Regions from separate parts of the Homo sapiens genome. Here region 1 is linked to region 2. Evidence: chromatin contacts called from ENCODE Hi-C or POLR2A ChIA-PET data. All regions are on one chromosome and are shown on one strand. Each heading gives the region's core, a stretch centred on a gene start or an enhancer-like site at or near the end of the contact. The rest is flanking DNA. Distances are from core to core; before and after follow the strand shown.

The links. A loop is a pair of places that touch in the nucleus more often than their neighbours do. ChIA-PET counts read pairs that join two places held with the same protein, here RNA polymerase II (POLR2A). Pooled maps may share reads with other maps.
Region 1: a loop to region 2 is called in a pooled map, with 2.8 times the contacts of the local background. The contact joins the promoter of FKTN-AS1 here to the promoter of ABCA1 in region 2. A Hi-C loop is called at or near these places in 1 of 168 maps with a recorded cell type or tissue (ascending aorta) and 4 of 50 pooled maps. POLR2A ChIA-PET finds 5 or more read pairs at or near these places in 1 of 52 experiments (PC-3).

What each region holds. Positions count from the first base shown.
Region 1 is chr9:105,556,598-105,560,092 of GRCh38, forward strand. It overlaps FKTN-AS1 (FKTN antisense RNA 1), which reads right to left and starts at 1,709. Exons shown (of 3, transcript NR_184141.1): 1 at 1,173-1,709; 2 at 517-578. It overlaps FKTN (fukutin), which reads left to right and starts at 1,534. Exons shown (of 11, transcript NM_001079802.2): 1 at 1,534-1,568. RefSeq lists enhancers at 1,395-1,444, 1,605-1,794.
Region 2 is chr9:104,926,151-104,929,425 of GRCh38, forward strand. ABCA1 (ATP binding cassette subfamily A member 1) reads right to left here and starts at 2,005. Exons shown (of 50, transcript NM_005502.4): 1 at 1,785-2,005. It overlaps LOC105376196 (a long non-coding RNA gene), which reads left to right and starts at 639. Exons shown (of 3, transcript NR_188620.1): 1 at 639-1,760. RefSeq lists silencers at 399-638, 1,975-2,164 and enhancers at 1,315-1,374, 1,695-1,774.

The DNA.
Region 1 (3,495 bases), core at 459-2,958, 630 kb after region 2:
ATAATATATGCTTGTCCCAAATTTAGTGAGATTAAGATCAGTGGGTTTAGGTGATGCCAGTCTATTATAAAGTTCCCCATCAACCTTTCACCTTAATTTTATCATCTATTGATGTTGCCCTTTCGATTATTTTATTAGGAGTTACAAAATCGTGATTGTTTTATCATCCTCCATTTATTAGCTGGAACTCTTATAAGTACTTTGGTTACACTAAAATTCAATTCATACAAGAAAGGCAGGATAAATGCTTGATGTTTTCCCTTATCAAGTTTTAGAATATTTAATCTTCAACTTGGCAATCTTCAATCACGACTGAATTTTATTTTTTAAGGAGTCATTATAAACTCAAGAATTTTTATATTTGATGTGTTTCAATCAATAGCAAGTATGTGATGCTCAAGTTTTCCCATGTCCCATCACGTTAGCACCTGTGTTAATGATGCCATTAAGCTTTGATAACTTACTTCCTCTTGGTGTAACCTTCCACTTTTTTTTATTAACCTACTGAGTACCTACCCGTTCTGAGTGCATTGGATGAGAGGACTTCAACAGTAAGCTTGTATGTGCATAGGAAATTTCTGGAAGGAAAAACAAAAAGTTGGTAAATGTCATAACCTGTAGGAAGTGAGGAAGATTTTTTCTTCCTTTTCTTTCTGTACTGATAGAATTAAAAACAAAGCTTAGAAAACAAATATATGATGGGAGTATTTTCCGTTTTGTAGAAATAAATTATAATTACAGTAACTGGTTTAGTGAATTATGGTTTTCAAAAATTTATAAGAAGATTAATATCTGAGCCTTAACAACCACCTTTTGGATTACACCGTTAAAAGAACCAAAGTGAGAGGATCGCTTGAGGCCAAGAGTTCGAGACCAGCCTGGGCAAGATGGTGAGGACGCCCTCCCCCCCACCCCCGCCACACCCCGCCCTGCTAGCCCCCAACGTCTCTACAAAAAAAGAAAAGAAAAAAGTTAATCAGGTACAAAATTGTATCCAGCCTTAAACTGGAGGGCAACAGGTCGCTAAATCTTGAATGTCATAAAGGCACCTCAACTTCATGAGGAATAGTGAACGCAGCTGCTATTTTCCACTCTATCCCCTAGCTCTACTAATTGTATCCAAACCAAACTTCAGGGAGTTATGCTGAATCCCTCTAGCAAAGCACACGCACTAAAAAAACCACTCGTTTATCAGAAGTTCACATTTAACGGGCTTGGAAAACGGCTCAGCTGCTGCCTCCAGTTCATCTTCCGCTGTCGAAAGCGTTTCAGAACTTAAACTCTCAGATTGCCTCAGTGCGCTGCTGTAGTTGTCAATTAGGCAAGAGATAAAAAAGGGCTTTGGCTAAGTGGCTAGATTATAAAAGCGAGGAATCGCCAGGGCTCAGTGAACTTCTGGCGGTGAGGATGCGACAAGAGTCACAGGAAAGCCGAGGCTGGGGCTGGACCGTGGGAACGTCCCAGCAGGAACCAAGCCAGCCTCCGCCGCTCAGCACTTGACGGCGGCTTTTGCGGCGGTTGCTGTGAGTGCCGTAAAGCGGAGCGGCTGCAGCCTGCTGTTGAGTGAGGTAAGGTACGGGAGGCTCAGGTCGGTACCCGGGGATGGGTGGGCGCCTTCAGACAGGTACCGCTGGCGACTCGGGTGCCCTTACCGGGCATCCTCCAGCATTCTGGGCACCTGCCTACCCCTTGGTGAGGAGGCCGGCCACAGGCTGAGCGCGCTCCGGGCTGGGTACTCCTCAGTCAGTCCACGAGCATCGCGTGGTAGACTTCCACTTGGCCAGTCCTTCCCGCACTTCTGGGCGTGTCATCAGGTGAAATCTTAATCCTGGGACAGATGAAAGGTTGGAGGACGATCGAGACTCTTGTAGTAGCCGGGTTAGGGTAGTGACCCCTGACCTCAGGTTATCCGCCCGCGTTGGCCTCTCAAAGTGCTGAGATTACAGCCGTGAGCCACCGCGCCCGGCCTGAAATTTACAATTTCTCATTTAACATGAGGTAAGCCACATTTCTCTTGGCTTCAGTTTTGTCAGATGTGGAAAAAAAAAAAAAAGGACCTAGATGATATATCAGATTCTTTATGCTTTTGAAGATAGCACGTTTCCAGTCGGTAAAAATCAAGCTGTGAACAAATGACAAAGTGAATGATAGAGCAGTATATTAGAAATTGGGCAGATGGAAGCCCAGTAGAAAAGGCTGTGTTTGAGCTAGACTCTGAGGATAAATAGGGTTTGAACGATTGGAAACCATCTCTGTTGGGCCATGGACAAAGATATCAAATGCAGGAATAAGCATTTATATTTTAGCGATTCTATTTGTGGACATAAGTTTAGTGAGGGTAGAGGATTTGGGAAGGCTGGCATTGAACGGTGAAAGAACTCTTAGTGGAAAGGAAGTGCAGGGTGTTCTGACAAGGAAGAAGAAAGGAACCGGGGAAATGCCGAAAGAACAATACGCAGGACTTGATTTCTTGGATCTGGGTGATGATATTTTTAACCTGCGTTTCTAAAAAGTAAGTTTAAGTGCTGTTGGCAAAAATGGGAATTCTGTTGAATTCCAGCATGCAATAGTGTACTGGGAATAAAGTGATTTAGATCGTAGAGTGCTGAGGTTGCCAATAACTAGCCTCTTGGCTGTCATTTAATTCTTCTAGAGCCTATTCTCCATAAGGTGATGTTGGGCCAGCTGATCTCTCTTCTCTAAAGCCTGTAAAACTAGAGACTGTGAGGATGGAGAGCTAGTTACTTTCTTCTGGACTGGGAGAGGACGATAGTTGACAGAGAATAAAATTGTTAATTTTGGGGCTGGACGCGGTGGCTCACGCCTGTAATCCCAGCACTTTGGGAGGCTGAGGCGGGTGGATCACCTGAGGCCAAGGAGTTCGAAACCAGCCTGGCCAACATGGTGAAACCCTATCTCTACTAAAAATACAACAAATTAGCCGGGTGTGGTGGCGGGCGCCTGTAATCCCAGCTACTCCTGAGGCTGAGGCAGGAGAATCGCTTGAACTTGGGAGGCAGAGGTTGCAGTGAGCCAAGATCAGGCCACTGCACTCCGGCCTGGGCAACAAGAGCGAAACTCTGTCTCAAAAAAAAAAAAAAGTTAATTTTGAACATGTTAAATTTGAGGTGAGGTGCAGGAAATAGAGTTGAAAATATAGGCAGATAGAGTGCATGGACTGTAATTTAAATAGTGTTTTCTCTCACAGGTGGTAGTTAAAATCTTGAGAATGGATTTGGTTTCAGGGAGAGATTGTAGAGAGAGTAACTATAGGCCATACCCACAGAGAGGAGGTTGGAGAAATTATTGAAGGAGGCATGTGGATCTCAGAGCTAAGAGCAAGGAAGGAGTTCTTTTTAAAAAAGTTACATATAGTTGTAGATTCTCAGGGGCCCAGTGTTGTTATTAAGCTAATTTAACAGCATTTACAGCAAATAATAAGCACCTACTTCTGGGAATTCTGGCAGAAAATAAATAATTCAAATAGATATAATC
Region 2 (3,275 bases), core at 755-3,254:
TTTTTTAAATATGAAATTTGTCCACTATGAGATGAATGTGTATATACTACCCATTCTCTTCTTGAAGTGTCAATGAAAAGTCGGATTTTAAAAGCTAATGGTATCAGTGCTGCAAAGGCAGGCCAATTACTGCCAGTGCCAGACAACTTTTTTCTTTGTTTATTTTTAATCTTATTTCTTTGCTTCTTTTTGATAAAAGATATACCTAAAGAGGCACCTACACATAACCCTGGCACCGTCCGCCGCCCCAAGAACCTTCCTGCTTTACCAATGGCCTGGGAGTTGGCAAACACGCTAACAAAAAAAAAAACCAAAAAAACAAAAAAAAAAAAACAAAACGGGCTTTCGCCTCAACCTCATAGTTCCTCCCCGTCTGCAACCACCGGTCTTCACCGGATTCACAGTCGGAACCGCGAGCAAAGACACCTAGTAGAGCCGGCCGATTCCTAGGTCCTCCGGCCAGGAGGCGCTGCGGGCCAGTCTCCGGGGGCCACCGCAGCCCGCGCGCCCAGCACCCCCACCCTCACGGCAGAGCCCAGCCCAGCCCCGCGGCGGAGCTCCGAGTTCTGCGCCGCCCGCCGGGGTTACTCCCGGTCATTCCACGGCACCACCTCGGCCCAGCTTCCCCATCTGCGCCCAGGCAGAAGCTGCCCCGAGAGACCAGCAGCAACGGTCTGGAAGATGGGGCTGCAGGGAACGTGGGAGAGGGAGGATTGGGCACCCCACCTCCGGGTCTCCGCAGGCTCTCCTAAGTCTTGTTTTTAAAAGAAACAAAACTCGGCCGCGCGCGGTGGCTCACGCCTATAATCCCAGCACTTGGGGAGGCCGAGGCCGGTGGATCACCTGAGGTCGAGGGTTCGAGACCAGCCTGGCCAACAAGTTGAAACCCCGTCTCTACTAAAAATACAAAAATTAGCTGGATGTGGTGACGCGCCTGTAATCCCAGCTACTCAGGAGGCTGAGGCAGGAGAATCGCTTGAACCCGGGAGGCGGAGGTTGCAGTGAGCGGAGATCGTTCCATTGCACTCCAGCCTGGGCGACAGACCGAGACTTAAAGGAAAGAAAAAAAAGAAAAAGAAAAGGAAACAAAACTCGTCCGCGCTCTGCGCCAGGGACACCAGCTCAGCTGAGCGCACGGAGACTGTAGGCAGGACCTCCCTACCCCTCAGGTCAAACAAAGACCCAAGGCCTCTAGTGAGCAATAGCACCACGGACCGTTTGGGACACCTCCAACTCGAGTTCCCGGATTCACAGTCCGGGACTGTGCCGCTCCAGTCCCGGGGAGCATATAGCCAATTCCCAGGTCAGAACAGACCAGCTTCTTAAGAACCGAGTGAAGACTCAGTGCTGGCATTTGTCTCCGTAGGTACTGGCCGACCTGCAACCAGAAGGGTTTCTAGCCAGCTCAGGGCCCTCCGAACAAAGCAGCGCTCGGTGCCGGACCTGCAGCTCTCCCCACCCGGCAGCAGCGCCCTCAGCACGCCCGGGAACCCCCGACCCCTCTGAGCCCGGGGTACTGCGCCCGGGTCTCCACGCCCAGAGATGCTCCCCGGTCTCCACCGTCGGGCAAGCCCCAAGCGCAGCAGCGCAGAGTCCTGGGGTCACCAGAGCTCGTACTAGGACATCGTCTCCCCATTTAACACCGCCTCCGGTCCCATCTGAGTTGCAAGTGGTGGGGATGTGGGGCTCCGGATCAAAGTCCCCGAAACCGAGCACTTCCCGAAGCCTCCTTGGCCTCGAAACAAAACAATAACGCCCAAGTAAGTCACTGGAGAGCCTCTTACCTGTTTTCCACTTTTGTGTTTGCGTCTCTTTCTCCTACCCCTTGACAAGCCTTCCGGAGAAGGGGAGAAAACAGAACCGGGGAAAAAACAAGGAGCAAAGCGCCCTGAGAACCGGCTCTGTTGGTGCGCGGAGCTCCCCGCCCTGCCCTGCCGCAGCCCGGGAGAGAAGGGTCGGCTCGGCTCTGCGGGTCCCGGCCCCACTCACTCTCGCTCGCAATTACGGGGTTTTTGCCGGGACTAGTTCCTTTTATAGATTCGGCTGCACCGAGCGCAGAGGTTACTATCGGTCAAAGCCTGTGCTCTCCCTCCTCCCCGCCCCGTTCCCGGCCTCTGTTTATGTAGTTCAGTCACTCAGCAGAAAGCACGTGGAGCCGGGGCCCGCCCCTTAAACGGGCGACGTTCAGCCGCCCACGACACATCTAGGGAGTTGGGGGGAGGTGGGTGGGGTGGGGGTGGAGGGTACAGCAGGTGTCTTAGGGTCCGCGGTCTGCGTCCCCTTCCCCCGCCCGGGCCCGCCGGCCTAAGACGCGCGGGAAGCGCTGGGCTCGGGGCTGCGCCGCAGACTCTCTAGTCCACGTTCCCGGCAGCCAAGGGCACCAGTGGAATTTGCTTCCTCTAAATCCTGCTTTCCGCAATTTTTTTTTCCTTTGTTAGTTTCCTCAGCCGGAGGGAGGGATTGGGGGAGAGAGAGCTCTAGGCTGAATCTCCCTCAGGACGCCAATCATTTTGTCTTGTCTTTTGTTTCCTTTCAAAGGCCTAGGCTGGGGTGAGGGGAAGGCGGACAGTCCTCTGGGTAATGGGCTGCTTTTGTTTTCCCCCCACAAACCTGGACTTTGATTTTTGATAGGCGACCTACTGCCTTGGAGATTCCCAGCCTGAGCTCCCCAGGTCCCTCAGAGGACCCGAGAGGAACATCTTACTGCTTCTCTTCATAAATTGAGAGGAAGGAGGCCACAAAAACAAAAAAAGAAACAAACAAACAAAAACACAGAACAATATGGACCAGCCCCCTTTTAATTTCATTATATTGATCAGCCTCCCTGTGATAAAAACACAGGACTTGTATTTAGTTTGTATACATTTGTGAAGTGCAGCCAGAGAATTGCAGTCGTGTAAAATTATGTAGCCACTCCAGACCTCCAACTTATCTGTTTGCCTTTGGCTGTAGGGGAGCAAAACTACCCAAAACACTGGAGGGGCAAAAAAAAAGGCAAGAGTAGGAATGCAGGCCTACACACCATATGTCTAAATATTTAAGTCATCCATCAAGCCAACAAACTAAATGTCACCTTATTCTGGCCAAAACTCAGGTCAAACTGTGAAGAGTCTAAATATGAATCTGCCCTGAAGGGCAGATTCATAGAAGACTCAGGACAGACCCGTAGAAGAGGCCCAAGCAGGCCCTGGAAGTGCACGTGGAGGCCACAAGGTCTCCTACCTTGACAAAGATACCTTTGTAGCCACCTTGAAGGGCAGATTCACATTTAGACT